Regions from separate parts of the Homo sapiens genome. Here region 1 is linked to region 2. Evidence: read pairs that join two places in POLR2A ChIA-PET (ENCODE). Cell type or tissue: Panc1. All regions are shown on one strand. Links, peaks and the distances in the headings refer to the core of each region. The heading gives the core; the rest is flanking DNA.

The links. ChIA-PET counts read pairs that join two places held together with the same protein. Peaks named below come from ENCODE experiments on the same cell type or tissue, not always from the same donor. Only the 100,000 strongest peaks of a DNase experiment are listed, where the experiment ranks them.
Region 1: POLR2A ChIA-PET joins it to region 2 with 5 read pairs; 9 of 35 experiments call an interaction of 5 or more read pairs at or near these places.

The regions. Positions count from the first base shown.
Region 1 is chr11:83,102,138-83,111,196 of GRCh38, reverse strand. It overlaps the pseudogene COX5BP4 and the pseudogene C1DP5. Among named protein-coding and RNA genes, the nearest start is that of LINC02951, 9.5 kb to the right of the region's middle. In Panc1, for the core only: no CTCF peak of the experiment used is centred there; no DNase peak of the experiment used is centred there.
Region 2 is chr11:83,047,525-83,056,583 of GRCh38, reverse strand. All of the region lies in intron 1 of RAB30 (RAB30, member RAS oncogene family), which reads left to right. Among named protein-coding and RNA genes, the nearest start is that of SNORA70E, 10 kb to the right of the region's middle. RefSeq lists an enhancer at 1,548-1,707. In Panc1, for the core only: no CTCF peak of the experiment used is centred there; a DNase peak (open chromatin) is centred at 4,643; H3K4me3 peaks cover 690 bases; H3K27ac peaks cover 3,387 bases.

The sequences.
Region 1 (9,059 bases), core at 449-8,448, 55 kb before region 2:
AAGCAGGAAGGAATTGGAAAGAATCAGAATATATATGAACACAGTCAAGGAAATAACAGAAAAAGGCTGGCAAGCTGGACAGAGGTACATCTTCAACATTTGTAAAAAATGACCTCTGGGAACTGAAACCTAAAAATGCATCATAAAACTGTAGGGACTAAACTCTCCGGTTACTTAATAAGCTAGTAAAAGCTGGGTAAAGTGGATCATACCTGTAATCCTAGCATTTTGGGAGGCTGTGATCCCAGCACTTTGGGATTGCTTGAGCCTAGGAGTTTGAGACCATCCTGGTTAACATGATGAGACTCTGTCTCTACAAAAATTAGCTGGGCGTGGTGGTGCACGCCTGTAATTCCAGCTATTTGGGAGGCTGAGGCACAACAGTTGCTTGAACCTGGAGGTTGCAGTGAGTGGAGACTGTGCCACTACACTCTAGCCTGGGTAACAGGGTGAGACCCTGTCTCAAAAAACAAAAAAAAAGTTGTCAGTAGAGGCCTAGCACAGTGCCTCATGCGTGTAATCCCAGCCTTTGGGAGGCTGAGGCAGGAGAATCACTTGAACCCAGGAGTTCAAGACTGGCCTGGACAACATAAGGAGACCCTGTCTCTACAAAAAATGGAGAAAATTAGCCAGACATGATGGCACGTGCCTGTAGTCCCAGCTGCTGGAGAGGCTGAGGCAGGAGGATCAGTTGAGCCTTGGAAATCAAGGCTGCAGTGAGCTTTGATGGTGCCATTGCACTCCAGCCTGGGAAACAGAGTGAGACCCTGTCTCAAAAGACAAAACAAAAAACAAGAAACAAACAAAAAGCTGTCAATAAACAAAAAAGTAAACATTTAGTTTTTGGTTTTGATGTATACATATTCAAAAAGTATGTCATTTTTTCACAAAATAAATAATTATGTGGCAGTGCAAGGTTTAAATGTCTACTGTATTGAATTCATATGTAGATTTGCCATTTAAATTTTTGTTTGTTTGTTTTTGAGACAGGGTCTTGCTCTGTCACCCAGACTGGAGTGCAGTGGCATGAGCATGGCTCACTGCAACCTCGACCTCCTTGGTTTAATTAATCCTCCTATCTCAGCCTCCCAGATAGCTTGGGCTAAAGGCACATGCCACCATGCCCAGCTAATTTTTGTATTTATGTATTTAATTTTTTTGTAGAGATGCGGGTTTCACCATATATTGCCCAGGCTGATCTCCAACTCCTGGGCTCAAGCGATCCGCCTGCGTTGCCCTCCCAAAGTGCTAGGATTACAGGCATGAGCCACTGGTCCCAGTTACTTGAGAGGCTGAAGTGGAAGGATCTCTTGACCCCAGGAGGTTTAAGGCTGCATTCAGCCATGTTTGTGCCACTGCACTTCAGTCTGGGCAACAGAGTCAGATTCTGTCTCAAAAAAGAAAAAACAAAACAAAAGCAAAAACAAAAACAAACCAAAACAAACAAACAAAAAACCCAAAATTAACTCACAGAAATGTTAATAAGCAACATTCAAGCCAACAATGACCAGTTTGGAAACATAATGAAGAAAATAACTTTATCAACAATACCAACAAAAAAGATAAATGTCTGGAAATAAATTGATAAGAAGTGCACAAGATCTATATTAAAGTATTAAGTGACACAAACAATTTAAACCATTAGAAAGGTTGCTAAGCCTGAGCCACATTGCCCAGCCAGGAAAGAGACTTTCCAAAAGAGTTGTCCATTTCTATGAGCTTCTCCAGAGAAGGGAGTGAATCTTCATTACTTCCCCAGAGAAGGGAGTGGATCTTCATTATCCATGTTTTCTAGGGTCCCTCACAGTACCTGACAAAGAGCAGGGTTTGTGGAGTGAATTGAATAAATTGAATGGCTGACATGGGAGGTAGTGAGTTCTCTACCACTGGAAGTAGCCAGGAAATTGTAGTGAAACTGAGAATGCATCGGGTTAGAGACTCTTGATTATATTTACGGTCTCTTCTAATAAACTATGATTCTTATATTCTAAGATTTCCAAGAATTTTCCAAATCTTTAGAATAATATGATTAACCTTTCTCTGCCACATATTTGACCTCCAAAATATATCTCCCATCTCCCTACTTCTCTCTACCTCTACTGCCACTCTCTTAGCTCAAGATACCATCTTTTGTTACTGGACACCTAAATGATTTTCTTGATTCCACCTTTGCAGCCAGTGTAATCTTTTGATGTTGTAATCAGATTAGATTTAAGCAGGAGGGCTCTCCTGCTTAAAATCTCTTAATAGAAATCAGTGAAATAAAAAACAGGCAGGAAGAAGTAAATTACATGTTGTTTAAAAATTATATAAATTGCTTACCTGAGAAAAACAAGAGAATCAACTGAAAAACTATTACAAACAAGAAGAGAATTTAGTTCAGTGGTTGGATTACAGAATTAACTCACAGAATGACTGGTCTCAGTGGCTCATGCCTGTAATCCCAGCACTTTGGGAGGCCAAGGCAGGAGGATTGCTTAAGCCCAGGAATTTGAGACTAGCCTGGGCAATATAGAGAGACCTCATCTTTATAAAAATTAAAACAAAAAAATTTGCTAGGCATGGTGGTGCACGCCTGTGGTCCCATCTACTTGGGAGGCTGAAGTGTGAGGATCTCTTAAGCTCAGGAGGTTAAGGCTACATTCAGCCATGTTTGTACCACTATACTTCAGTCTGGGCAATAGAGTGAGATCCTGTCTCAAAAAAAAAAAAAAAAAAGAAAAAGCAAAAACAAAATAAACCAAAACAAACAAAAAACCCAAAATTAACTCACAGAAAGGTTAATAAGCAACATTCAAGCAAACGATGACCAGTTTGGAAACATAATGAAGAAAATAGCTTTATTAACAGTACCAACAAAAAAGATAAATGTCTAGAAATAAATTGATATATGCACAAGATCTATATTAAAGTATTAAGTGACACAAACAATTTGAACCACTAGAAAGGTAGCCCTTGGACAGGTGCAGTGGCTCACTTTGGGAGGCCGAGACGGGCAGATCACCTGAGGTCCAGAGTTCGAGACCAGCTTGCCCAACATAGCAAAACTGTCTCTACTAAAAATGCAAAAATTAGCCGGACGTGGTAGTGCATGCCTATAGTCCCAGCTACTCAGGAGGCTGAGGCAGGAGAATCACTTGAACCTGGGAGGCAGAGGTTGCAGTGAGCTGAGATTGTAACACTGCACTCCGGCCTGGGTAACAGAGTGAGACTCTGCCAAAAAAGAAAAGAAAAGAAAAGAAACAGAGAAAAAGATAGGAAGGCTCAACTTTTTTTTTTCTGAGGCAGGGTCTCACTTTGTCACCCAGGCTGGAGTGCAGTGGCACAATCTCAGTTCACTGCAGCCTTGACCTCCTGCCTCAGCCTCCCAAAGTGCTAGGATTACAGGTGTGAGTCACTGCACCTATCCGGAAAGCTCAACTTTATAAATAGAATCTATAACTTAAGCTCTCCTAATAAAAATCTAAATAGAATTTTGTCTTGGAATTAGATAAGCTGATTCCCAAATTTATATGAAAAATTAAATAAGAATAGAAATATATATTCCAAAAATAAATAAGAAGATCTACCAAATATTAAAACATTTTAAAGTTACAATAACTAAAAGAGTTCAGTGATCCAAAAAAAAACCCACAAAAGTGAAATCAAATACACATAGGAATTTAATCTATTATAAAGGTCTCATTTCAAATTATTGAGGAAAGATGGTTTATTTAATAACTGTTACATAAAAATCAGGATATCCATCTGGGAAAAAAATTAGCTTAGAGCCACACTGCATACTCAATGCTCAAAATAAACTCCAGATAAATAAATTATTTAATCATTATTTTTAAAGTACTTATAGAAAAGAGGAGACATTTTAGAATGTCAGAGTGAGGAAGAGGAAGAAATAAGCTGGCATTATTTACAAATGATATAGTTACATACATAGAAAATCCAAAAGAATCTACAGATAAATTATTAGAATTAAAAAGTGAATTTAAGAAGGTTGCTGGATAAAGGACCAGTATGCAAATCAGATATATTTCTACATACCAACAATAAACAGTTAGAAAACTTTTTTAAAAACATACAATTTCCACAGCATCTGAAGTTTCAAATAGGAATAAGTTCACACAAAGAAAAAGTACACAACCTGTACATAGAAAACTATAAATCTTACTGAGAGAAATTAAGGAAGAACTCAAGTTGTCTCTGAAGCCTGTTCCCAGAAGTGCTGCTGCTTGTCGTGAGCATATGGCTTTGAGGTTATGCCACAGAGTTGGAGTGCTGCCCTTGCAGACTCTGAGGGCCCATGGTTCCAGTGGGTGGCCTTGATGTGCTCCATGGCATCTGAAGGTGGTGTTCCTACTGATGGTGATGTGTCTGGACTGGAGATGTAGGTCATAATGGCTGCATGAAAGGGACTGGACCCATAGAATACACTACTCCAAAAGGAAGCTTCTGGCACCAAAGAAGACCCTAATTTAGTCTCCTCCATCACCAACAAGTGAATAGTGGGCTGCATCTGTGAAGAGTACAACAGTGCTGTCCTCTAGTTTTTGGCTGCACAAAGGTGAGACCCAGCAATGCCCTAACTGTGAAATCCATTACTATCTGGTGCCCCGCCAGTTGACCCACTGAGACTCTGCACTAAATTGCTCAAAATGCGCTGTAAAGTTTCTTCTTTCCAGTAAAGACTAGACATTGAATTGGCTCCTTCTCCCCCAACCCACCTGAAAAAAAAGAAGAACAACTAAATTAAGGAGAGGCTGTACCATATTCATGGATTGGAAGACCCAGTTACACTAAAGATACTGCTTCATCTCAGATTATCTACAGATTCAATGCAATTCCAATCCAAATTCCAAGAGGACTTGGTTTATAAGACTCCATAAGGTGATTCTCAAATTTATAGAAACATGGAAAGGACCCAGAATGGAAAATAAACTTTTGAAAAGGAGCAAGGTAGGAGTAATTGTCCCATTGAATATCAAGACTTATAAAGCTATAGCAATTAAGTCAGTATGGTAATGTTGCAAGGATAGAAAATACTAAGCCCAGAAATGAACTTCCATAAGGACATCTAATTTATGACAAAAATGACACTTCAGAACAGTAGGAAAAAGTTTTTCAATAAATGATGCTGGGTTATTAGATATCCAAGTGCTAAAAATGAAAAGATAATACAAAAACTCCAGGTGTACTATATTCCTAAATATGAAGGATAGAACAACACACCTTATAGGAGATAACACAGGAGCGTATCCACCTTGAGACGATGAAAAGTTCCTACACATAACCCAAAAAAGCACAATAAAGGAAAAGACTGATAACTTGACTACATGAAAATGAAGAGCTTTATTCATCAAGAGATAGCACTAGGAAAATGAAAAAGCAAACCAGAGTGACAGAAGATATATGCAACACATATAATCTACTAGGACTCATATCCCTAGTATACAAGAAAAACAGCTACAAATCATAAGAAAAAGTCTAAAAAATCTAATTTTATAAGTGGGCAAACGTCTTGAACAGGCACTTTGTAAAAGAAGATATCCAAATGGCCAATGAATGTCAGTATTCAGGGAAATGTTAATTAAAACAACAATGAAATATGACTGTGCACCCACGTAAGAGGACAGACAATCCCAATTGTTGGTGAAGACATGGAGCAACAGCTCTCATACATTGCTAATGGGAAGGTAAATTGGTATAACCAATCGGGAAAACTCTCTGTATTAGCTATGGAAGTTGAATATATACATTCCTACAACCCAGCAATTCTACTCCTAGGAATGTACTGGATAAGAATGCATGAATATGTGCATCAGGAGACATAAACAAGCATATTTATAGCAGCACTCAGCATTATTCATAGCAGCAAAAAACTGGAAACAACTAACATCATTATAAACAGTAGAATGAATAAATAAAAGCTGGCATATTTTTACAACAGAACACTACAGTGGAACAATAAACACACAACAACATATTAAGCTAAAGAAGTCAAATATAAAATAATATTACTACATAAATGATTTGATTCTTAAAGTTCAAAAACAAGCAAAAATTAAACTGTCATGTTTAGAAACTTATGTGGTAAAATTAGAAAGAAAAGCAAGAAGTTATTACCATAAATTCAGGATGGCGGTTATGTGTTGATGGGAGTGAGGGGGCACAAGGGGACTATGAGGATGATACCTTTTTTTTTTTTTTTTACAAACTCCTGTGTTGAGGGCTGACTGAATAGATCACAGCGAGGGAGCTGCTCGGCTATGTACGAAACCCCAACCCAAAAGCACATTTCTTGATATTGGTGGTGGTTACATGTGCTTGTTTTTGATCATTTATTGAGTTATATATTTTTGTCTGGTCAATTTTTCTGTATATGCATTACACTTAGCAATTTGAAAAAAATTTTTAAAATCCTCTCTCTAGAGAGACAGCAAATATGGCAAAATGTCAACAATTGCTGCAATAAGATGAAGGGTATATGAGTATTCTACTATTCTCCAACTTTTCTGTACATTTGAACATTTTTTTTAAAGTTGGAGAAAAACCTCTTTTGATCTAAATTCTCCTGTGGCCGGTGACCCATTTCAAATCCCTTACCCTTACAGCAAATTCCTTGAAAGTGTTGTCTACACTCTGAATCTCCAGTTTCTTTTCTCCAACTCTCTCCTGAACGTATTCCTACCCAGGTTTCATCTCCACTATAGCAGTGAAACTGCTCTTCTCAAGGTCATCGATAACTTCCCCATGGCTAAATCAAATGAATATGTGTTAGGCCGGCACTGTGGCTCGTTCCTGTAATCCCAGCAGTTTGGGAGGCTGAGGTGGGCGGATCACTTGAGGTCAGGAGTTGGAGACCAGCCTGGCCAACATGTCAAAACCCCATCTCAACTAAAAATACAAAAATTAGCTGGGTGTGGGGACACACGCCTGTAATCCCAGCTACCCGGAAAGCTGAGGCAAGAGAATTGCTTGAACCTGGTAGGTGGAGGTTGCAGTGAGCTGAGATCGTGCCACTGCACTCCAGCCTGGGTGACAGAGTGAGACTCTGTCTCAAAAAACAAACAAATAAAAAACAGATGATCATGTTTCAGTCCTCATCTTTATTTACCATCTGCAGCATTTTACATGGTTGCTTTCTCTTCTCCCTGAAATATTTTCCAGCTTTCAGGACATGTGCCTAATTTTTCTTTTACTTTTCCCAATGGTCCTTGTCATTCTCCTTTCCTGGTCTTCTCCCTGACCTTTAAATATTAAAGTGGCCCAGGATTTTGCTCCTGGGCAGCACATGGACACCTCAAACCTTTACTTACATGTAAGTTTTTCAGTGAAGCCTTATCTGGTGACTCTTACCTAAAATTACAGTCCTACACTTCTTAACTCTTTTCCTTGGTTTGTTATAGTCTCCTTAGCACTATCTAAAATTACTATTTTACTTATTTATTTTGTTTATTTCCTATCTTCCCCACTAGAATATAACTTACAAGAGGGAAAGATTGTTATGTTTTGTTACTGCTCCATGTCCAGCATCTAGAATAGTGCCTGGCACATATTAGGCACTCAATTAGTGTTTGTTGAATGCATAATGAGTTGTACTTAAAGTAAAATCTATAGTCCTAGTTTACAAAACCCTGCTTAACTTGTCTTCTGCCAACCTCTCTACTCTCCTTTCATTTCTCTAAACCTATCAAGCTCTTCTCCAACTCAGAGGCCTTGCATTTAACCTTTGCCCTGCTGAGAAACCTCTTTCCTGGCTCTTCACATAACTGGCTTCTCATTCTTCAGGACTCAGTTTAAATATTCTCTCCCCAGAAAGGTCCACTCTGACCACCCCATCTCTCTTTGCATCCCTCTCTGCCCAATTACACTATCCAGATACAGTTTCTTTATAGTACTTGTCACAATTTTCTTGTTCCTTATTTGATGACATGTTTTTTGGTCTGCCTATCCTGGTGGAATGTAAGTCTGCCGGTCTTTCTCAGCGATATATCCCCAAGATCTAGCACAGGCCTGGAACATAGTTGTTGCTCAATAAATGGCTATTAAATGAATGAATAAAGGCATATGTAAATAAATGAGCAAAACAACTTTCTCAGTGCTTAGGGCAGGGTTTGAATATACATAAAGAACCAATGCCATCACTCTGTATCCAGAAGAAGACAAAGGGGATTTGTTCTGATGCATCAAGAGCCCAAGAATGAAATATTCAGCATTCCTTTAGAGCCAACTGCCTTGCAAGATTCTTTTTCCCTCTAAATAGTCTGACCAGTTACTGAGGTATAAAGAGCAAATGTGGAAATAGTCCACCTGCACCAAATGGATGCGTTTGATGTACTAATCAGAGATGGCCTGAAATGTTTGGTTATGGACAATTAAGGACAGCTGGCCTTTGAGATCCTTTAATGTGTGCTTGAAGCAATAATGGCTGTGTGGGAAGAGAAGTGGGAAGGTGGCTTCCTAGTTAGGGACAAAGTACATGGTGTATTCTACCCACTTCTCCATTTATTATTGTTATATTATTATTATTATTATTATTATGTGTACAAGAGCAGGTTTTACAGCAAATTAAGGTCAAGCTTAAAAGGAAAAAGAAGACACAAAAGATAAAAATGCAATGTGGAGGCCAGGCGCGGTGGCTCACGCCTGTAATTCCAGCACTTTGGGAAGCCAAGGTAGGCAGATCACCTGAGGTCAGGAGTTCGAGACCACCCTGACCAAAATGGAGAAACCCTGCCTCTACTAAAAATACAAAATTAGCTGGGCGTGGCGGCGCATGCCTGTAATCCCAGCTACTTGGGAGGCTGAAGCAGGAGAATTGCTTGAACCCAGAAAGTGGAGGTTACGGTGAGCCAAGATCGCAGCATTGCACTCCAGCCTAGGCAGGAGTTAAACTCTGCCTCAAAAAAACAAACAAAAAAGCAATGTGGAGTGCAGAAGTTGTAGAGGCAGAGCACCCCTATATTGCTTTTGTGAGAAGGAGGATCCATTAGGGGCCAGGCATTTCACTTACATGAACCCACTGAATCTTTATAATAACCCATCATAGAATGTATGTGTGTCAT
Region 2 (9,059 bases), core at 661-8,660:
CCTTTTTTACTTGATAAGTATTTATTGAGAGCCCATCACATGTCAGGCACCTTGAGAACTATAGAGGTGGTTGAAACACATCTTTATGATTAAGGCGTTCACCTAGCAGCATTATTCACCATAGCCAAAAGATGGAAGCAACCCAAGTGCCCATTGATGGTTGAATGGATAAACAAAATGTGGTATTTACATACAGTGGAATATTACTCAGCTTTAAAAAGGAAGGAAGTTGTGACACATGCCACCACGTGGATGACCTTGAAGACCTTATGCTAAGTGAAATAAAAGCCAGTCACAAAAAAACACATTTTGTATGATTTCAATTATATGAGATATTTAGAGTAGTCAGATACAAAGAAATATAAAGTAAAATGGTGGTTACCAGGAGCTGGGGGCAGGAGAGAAGTGGGAAGCTGTTTAGTGGGTGTAGAGTTTCAGTTTTAGAAGATGAAAAAGTTCTATAGATTGGCTGCACATCAATGTGAATATACTTCATGTTATTGAACTGTATACTTAGAAATTGTTAAGATGGTAAATTTTATGTTATGTATATCTAAAAAACCAAACAGATACACCTTATGTCTTAGTCCATTTGTGCTACTATAGCAAAATATCTGAGACTGAGTAATTTGTGAACAACAGAAATTTATTTCTTACAGTTCTGGAGGCTGGAAAAGTCCAAGATCCAGGCGCCAGCAGGCTTGGTGTCTGCTGAAGGATACTCTCTGCTTTTCTACTCTTGTGCCCTTTGGATGGTGCCTTGTTCCTGCATCCTCCAAAGGATGTGTGGTCACATGGTAGAAGGCACAGAAGGACAACTCACCCCTTCAAGCCCTTTTTGTAAGGTGCTAATCCCTTCATAAGCATGGAGCGCTCATGGCCTAATTACCTCCTAAAGTTCCCACCTCTAAATACAGATGCATTGGGGATTAAATTTCAACATGAATTTTGAAAAGGACACAAACCATTCAAATCATAGCACTCCTTTACTACTTGGTAGAAAGTGATCAGTGAGACAGGAAGGACTGAGAAGTAATAAGTGTTAGAAATGGCTTCCAAGACAGGGTAGATCTGGCTGCGCAGCAGAAGATGGATAAAATTTGTGTGTCAATGAGGAAGGTGAGAAGGGCAACTCAGGGGAAGGGAACAGTGAGCAAAGTTATAGACATGCTTTAAAGTCCAGTCCTTGCAAGGAACAGATCTCCAAGTTCATGGTTCTATAATTGTGGGTGTCCCAGCCATCTTTGCTGTGGTCAGAGACCTGAAAGCAAAGTCTAAACCAGGTTCATGAAGTTGTGGTGTGCTGGACAGGTACTCATTCATGATTCATTCAGTAAACATTTACATAGTGCCAGGTGCTATGCTAGGCACTTTATGTATGGTGGCAGATTTAATAACCCTAACAACTTTGGAGCTATTAATAGCTCCAATTAACAGATGCAGATGCAGATGCAGAAATTGTGACTCAGAGAGAGGAAGTAACCTGTCCAAAATCACATGACGGGTAGGTGGCAGGAGCAAGACTTTTCCTATAGAGCCCATGCTGTGTCCACTAAGCCACACGCTTCTTCTTGCAGGTGAGTGCCAGGTGATGTCTGCTTTTGAACTACAGTCAAAATGGCACCTGGCCGCCACCACTTGCCATCTTCTTGCTGCTTCTGAGGATACCTTACATTTCTGAGGCTCAGCTTTCTTTTCGTTTTTCTTTTTTGTTTTTGAGACAAGGTCTTGTTCTGTTGCCCAGGCTGGAGTGCAGTGGCATGATCACGACTCACTGCAGCCTTAACCTCCCATGCTCAATCAGTCTGCCCACCTCAGCCTCCTGAGTAGCTGGGGCTACAGGTGCACACCCCCACATCTGGCTGATTTTTGTATTTTTTTTTTTCGTAGACACAGGGTCTCATTCTATTGCCCAGGCTGGTCTCAAACTCTTGGGCTCAAGTGATCCTTCCTCCTTGGCCTCTCCAGTAACTAGGACTACAGAGGTGTGCCACCATGCGTGGCCTCAACTTTCTTTTTTGTTGTTGTTGTTAATGTTGTTTTTCCTAGCCACCTAGATGACCAGGGACAGGCTCAGCTTTCTTGTCTGTGAAATGAAGGCCTGTATTAGACCAGGTTATTTCTAAAGTTTCTCCCAGATCTAAAAACCTAATTTATTCATTCATCAAACACAAGTTTTATATCTATTATATGCCAGATACTGTGCTCATGGGTAGTAGCAATCAAGATTTGACAGCACACTGTTTTTGACTATAAGGAGATTGTAGGCTAAAGAAAGAGACGTAAAAGAGATGATTATCATACAGTATGGTCATAATGCTGGCAGTGTACATAGAGATAACTACTGGAGCATAGAGGAGGGGCACCTGACCCTGTCTAGGATGAGAGGATGTTAAGAGGAAATGACTCCAGGAAGATAATGAAGAAGACCACAAGAACCTCATCCTTCCTGTTGTCCCTATGGTCATAAGCATGTTATTTATTTATTTATTTACAGAGTCTCCCTCTGTCTGTCACCCAGGCTGGAGTGTAGTGGAATAGTCTCAGCTCACTGCAACCTCTGCCTCCCAGGTTCAAGCGTTTCTCCTGCCTCAGCCTCCTGAGTAGCTGGGATTACAGGCATATGCTATCACTCCTGGTTACTTTTTGTATTTTTAGTAGAGACGGGGTTTCGTCATGTTGGCCATGCTGATCTCAGGCTCCTGACCTCAAGTGATCCACTCACCTTGGCCTCCCAAAGTGCTGGGATTACAGGCATGAACCATAACACTTGGCCACTTATTTATTAAAGTCATTAAAACTTTGGCAAACTTTTTATTTTAAGTCTTATGGAAAATTTAGTCATATATGACAGTTAAGTTCCCAGCAATTTGTCAAATATCTATAAGGTTTAGAATCTCTTCCAGATTAGAGAAAGATTATAAGGTTAAAAAGGGACCTGTGGGTTAGATTTTTTTTTTTTTGAAGGCATTTAGGAAGCATAGAGCAGATTAGTAAGAGACTCAAGGGTCCAGAGTTATTGGAGATGCTCACAACTAAAGTCACAGATGGTTATGCTTCAAAAAAGCAAGTGAAATTGCCAAGACACTGGGTAATATATGTGATTTTCTCAAAATTACTAAGTACCGCTGAGTTACTAAGGATTAGAATTACTAAATATACAATTTCAATACTAAGAAATTGAAGTGGAGGTTGAGGGGCAAAAGTTAGGCACTAACCATTAATTGAGCAGCTGTGCTCTGCCCTTTGCATTTATAATTTTATTTGATCCTCCCCACAATCCTGTAATGTAGGTGTTCTTATCCTGGCTTTATAAGTACAAAAACTGAGGCTCAAAGAGGTTGTGACTTGCTTAAGGTCACAGCTGGAAGGAGACTAAACAGTGGTTTAAGGCTCCTTCCTCTACTTCATGCTCCTTCAAAACACTAGAGTTTCTATTTCTGGAGGAACCACCCAGGGTGCAGGGCATAGACGCCTCCCTTCCATCTATGGAGCCCAGGGGATTCATGATAGTTAGGGGAGGCCAGCTCTTCAACTTTTCTAACACACTGAAGGACAGCTCCAGTTCCCTGTGTCTTCTCTCTGAGGTGGTAGATCACCAAGTCACAGGGAAAGTTTTTTTACTAAAACATTAATATATTAATATTGCCTTGCACCTCACTGTCTCTTTTCCCAGTCAATGTATGAGTGTTTGATCTTGGCAATTTGTCTTTTAGAAGTGGCTCATAAAAATCATCTGAGAGAATGCTGATTGAGGTCAGCTAGGTTTGTAGTGGATCCCTTCTCCCTCCCCAACAAAGGAAAACTTCAGCTCATTTGCTCCAGATTCTATCTTTGCAGTTCTGAGAGACCTTGTCAACTGGTTCTTAGAGGCCTTGAACTATAAGATTAAGACAGGATCACATGGAAGGCTCAGCACTTCTAATCTGCTGCCTCAGGCTCCTTCTTCTCTCGTGTTCCCCTGTGGGCACAGTGTCTTGTCAGGGAATGTTTTCCCAGCTGGCTTTGGAGGCAGGCCAGACATCTCTCTCAGGCCCTTTAGCCCTTGCTGTTAAGTTCCCACACATGGCTGCATGCAACATGGAAAACTAGCTTCCAACATGGGTTGATGAATTATGGCAGTGGGGAAAAGTCTCCTCTAGCCAGGCCATTTCTCTTCCCTGGTATTCCATAGTTTGGGCTATAGCGAAATGGATAGAGGATCCGAGGTCAGGAGATCAGAGCTTAAGTCTTGGCTCAAGTCACAAATCCTGGGGCTGTGAGCACTTGATCTGTTTGAGCCTGTTTTTATTGCTGAAAAGGAAGGACTGATGACAATCCCAGCTTCATGCTGCTGTTCTGAGTCACGTAACTCAATATATAGTATAAATGGGCTTTATAACAAGCCTGTAGCGTGTTTTACAGATGCCAGAGCTTGTTCTTAAAGACCAAATTTGGCTCAAAGAGAAATGTTTCTGGAAATTGAGCAGGAGGCCTGCTCTGTCATCACTGGTCTCCAGTTCCTGGCAAACCTGATTATTGCTCAAGGAGGCATTTGTGGCATCATTCTCCTGTTTATTTTTGTAATCTCATTTATAGTATTGTAAATGCTACCAGAAGCTTTGGTGATTGTTGAATATTTATCTTTGAAAACTCTAGCCAGGGTTGTACACTCATACCCAGAACTATTTACCCCAGAGTAATTATTTGAATTCTTAGAGCTATGTGTGATTCATTTTCCAATAGATTCTGGGACAGCAGAGCTGGCTATGTATGATAAATAAGGTGTATCTCACTTGCTAGATGAGAACTCCTGAGGGTATCTTAGTAGGTAAACCATACGTCAGGGCTATTACAACTTCATACATGCTTCTGAGAATGAAATGAGGGTGGGGAAGAGGGTTTTTGTTTTTTTTTTTTAACTGTAAGTGCTTTATGAGTTTAAAGCTAGAAGCCCTTGGAAAGTGAAAAGGGTCTTTCGTGGACTGTCATCAGTTTGTTGGAATTATTACCCTGTTCTGACAAATTTTCTAGGTGTTCCCAAGACACTTAGGGATCGTTGCTTACTTCCACCTTCTTGCCGCTTCAAATGATAGCTCTTCATTCTTCCTGGCTGTGTTAGAACTCTTTAAGTTATGGACGGAAGCAACCCAACTCTAATTGGGGTAAAGAGAGAATGTGTGGGAAGGATACTGAGGTATTTTATGTAACCATGAAAAGAACAGGTACAGCCGGAACCAGGAGGTTTTAGAGCAGGTAACTTCCCTACCAGCCCCCAAATTTCAGTGGCTCAATAAAAATGAAGTTTATTTCTTGTGTGTACAGCAGTTCAACATGGTTATTCCTGGCTAAGCTGCCTTTAATGTTTCGGGCACCCAGGCTCCTTCCATCTTGTGACTCCTCTGTTCTTAGAGCTTTCTCCTTTTAACCTGCAGATGGAGAAGGAGATGGAAGGATCTCACATGGAAGGATTCCATGGGCCAGGTCTGAAAGTGGCTTATATCACTTCTGTCCTCAATCTATTGATTATAATTTAGTTTGTGACCCCATAATTTAGTTGTGACCCAGTAACAACTGAGAAAGGCCTGTTTGCCCAGGAAGAAAACAAAATAGGTTTGGTGAGCACCTAGCTAGTTTGAACCACACAGGGACTCAAAAGCTGTTAAGAGACAGAGTCTCGCTTTGTTGCCCAGGCTGCAGTACAGTGATGCGATCTCGGTTCACTGCAACCTTTCCAACCCTTATTACCACAGCCACACCAAATGATTGCATTTCATGGAATCTATGTCACCATCATTTCTAACATGTACAAGTATTTTATGTACCACTGAGAAAAAGAAAATGAGGTTCCTAATACACTATCACAAAATGCTAAGATGCCATTATAAAATGCATCCTAGTTTCCAACCAGTCAAAAATGTAAGAAAAAGTATTTTTAGAATTGATGAAGGATCATATTCATCACTTTAAAACAAAGCTCTATAATTTCATGCCTTGGTACCACTGCTCATTTAGTTTTTTCAGTCCATTTAAAAAATACTTGCAGGCCAGGTAACAATGAATAAAACAAATTCAGCTTCTGCCTTCTTAACTCTTACTGCCTCTCCCCTTTTCATTTTCAGCGATCCCCTCTCCTCCTTTTCCATCATCCTGTTGTTATGAAGTACCTGTTGTGTGCCAGACAGTCTGTTGAACAATAGGGCTCAAGAAGGAATATGATGGCTCTTATAGAACCTCAAGGTTCTTACAGTGTGGGTAGTAAGGGGAGCGGGGTGTTGAGAGACAATCATGCAAACAAATGAGTAAATAAAGGGATTCAGGTCCTATTATTAAAGTCTTTTTTTTTTTTAAGACATGGTCTTGCTCTGTTGCCCAGGTTGGAGTGCAGTGGCTCAATCATGTCTCAGGGCAGCCTCAACCTCCCAGGCTCAAGTAGTCCTCAGCCTCCTAAGTAACTGAGGCTACAGGCATGCACCACCATGCCCAGCTAATTTTAATTTTTTATTTTTGTTAGAGATGAGGTCTCCCTATGTTGCCCAGAATGGTCTCAAACTCTTAGGCTCAAGTGATCCTCCCACTGTAGCCTCCCAAAGCACTGGGATTATAGGCATGAGCCACCATGCTTGGCCCCATTATTAAAATCTCTATAGGGTACTGTGGGCCCCAAAAGGAAGGGGAATGGCCAATTCTACTTTGAGGAGTGAGAATAGTTGTACCATTCTTATTCTTACTGTTAAAATGATTGTACACTATTAAAAGAGTAATAGTCTCTTTGGATAATTGATGTGTAGTTATTTCCAAAGATGCCTGATAATAATCAATAAGTAGGCCAAGGTGTTTTCCAAAGCCTATTTGAATCACCTCAAATTTTCTATTGAACTTTACCTTCAAAAGGCACATGTTCCAGCCTGGGCAACATAGTGAGACCCTGTCTCTACAAAGAATTAAAAAAAAAATTAACCAGGCATGGTGGCGTATACCTTGTAGTCCCAGCTACTTGGGAGGCTGAAATGAGAAGATTGCTTGAGCCCCGCAGGTTGAGGCTGTAGTGAGCTATGATCACGCCACTGAACCCCAGCCTGGGCAACAGAGTGAGACCCTGTCTCAAAAAAAAAACACAAAAACTGCCCCCTGCACCCCCCGCCTCTGCCCCCCAGAAAAACCAGGCAAATGTTGGCCTCCTTTTTTTTTTTTTGATATGGAGTCTCGCTTTGTTGCCAGGCTGGAGTGCAGTGGCTTAATCTCGGCTCACTGCAACCTCCGCCTCCCGGGTTCAAGCGATTCTCCTGCCTCAACCTCCCGAGAAGCTGGGACTACAGGTGCATGCCATGACACCAAGCTAATTTTTGTATTTTTAGTAGAGATGGGGGTTTCACCATGTTGGCCAGGATGGTCTTGATCTCTTGACCTCATGATCCGCCTGCCTTGGCCTCCCAAAGTGCTGGGATCACAGGTGTGAGCCACCACACCCAGCATCTTTTTGCAAACATTAATAAATAGTTTGCAAGGACTTTTATAGTTACAAAACAAGGCGATATCAGACTTATCTTATTGTAGAGGCAGTCTGCCCCTCTTTACATTAATTATCTACCTACTTTAAAAAGTTTCTTTTTAACCATGTGGTTCTTTTTCGAGCTTGAGTGGATGCTCCAGCTCACATGCTCCAGCAGGGAGAAGGGCAGAGCATCTAAGAAGGGTGGAGTACAGCCACTCAGGGCCATGCTGGGGCCCAGCAGCAGGGCTTACAGCAATGGGATTTGGAGAGACGGTGGGTGAGGCTGTTTGGGGCTGGCATCAGCGAGCAGCCACGACAGGACCTTTCCTTAGAGGTCGCAGAGCTCAGACAGCATGAACCTAATGCAGGCTCCTTACCTCTCAAACAAGGATGCAGGCTAACATTAAACTCATTTTGATTGGCTAGACAACCCCAAGGTTGGGAAGTAAAGAGATTTTTTTTGAGGTTCATAGAAAGGTCAGCAGAGGGGCCAATGTTTGCCTACCTCCTCTGGCTATTGGAAAAAGAAAAAGCTTACCTACTGAGTCGGGGAAAGAATCCAAATTTAAACTGTCTCTCTTCTGGTTTATGAAGAGCTTAGAAATGAGCATTATAATATTCAGGATTTTTTTTTTTTTTTTGAGACAGTGTCTCACTGTTGCCCAGGCTGAGTGCAGTGGTGTTATCACGGCTCACTGCAGCCTTGACTTCCTGGGCTCAAGTGATTCTCCCACCTCAGCCTCCTGGGCAGCTGGGACTACAGGCATGTGCCACCACATTTGGCTAATTTCTTACTTTTTTAGGATTTCACTATGTTGCCCAGGCTGGTCTCGAACTCCTGGTCTTCAGCGATCCTCCTACCTCAGCCTCTAAGTGCTGGGATTAGAGGTGGGATTTTTTTTCTTTTTAAACCTTCTAGGCCAGCATATCTAGAGCAGGGTGCCTGGGGAGAAGGTGAGATTTGTGACTCCATGTCATTACTGGGCATACGGGGCCTTGTGGAGAGAAGTGAGCATCGTTTTATTTTTTGTAGAGACAGGGTCTTGCTATGTTGCTAAGGCCAATCTCAAACTCCTGGCCTCAAGCCATCCTCTTATCTCCCAAAGTGTTGGGATTACAGGTATGAGCCAGCATGCCCAGCCCCAAGTTGCTTCTTTAGAGGAAAGGAGAAAAGGCAGAATCTCTAGATCAACTTTGTGATTTATACGTAACAGTATGACAATGAAGTGTGTGGTTGGAGTGTATTGTACTTGTAAATGGAGATGCTCTACTGAGGGATGGTGGAAAAGCACTCTCAGCCCTTTTCAGAACTCATTGTTAGCAATCAAAAAGAGGAAGACTGAAAGAAAAAAAAAATCCTTTGAATCAGCAAGAGGTTTATACATAGCAGTGATTTATGGGTGAACAGAGGAGGAACATTAAAAGAATAATTGCTGGCTGTTTATTTTGGGAAAGTATGTGTGGTCAAGAGTCGAGGCAGGGAGCTTTATTTTTTCTTTTACCTTGCTCTATCTTCTATTATTGTTAATAGGATCATATACTCAAGACTTTCCTTGGCTTGTTGCCCTGACATAAATATTTGAAT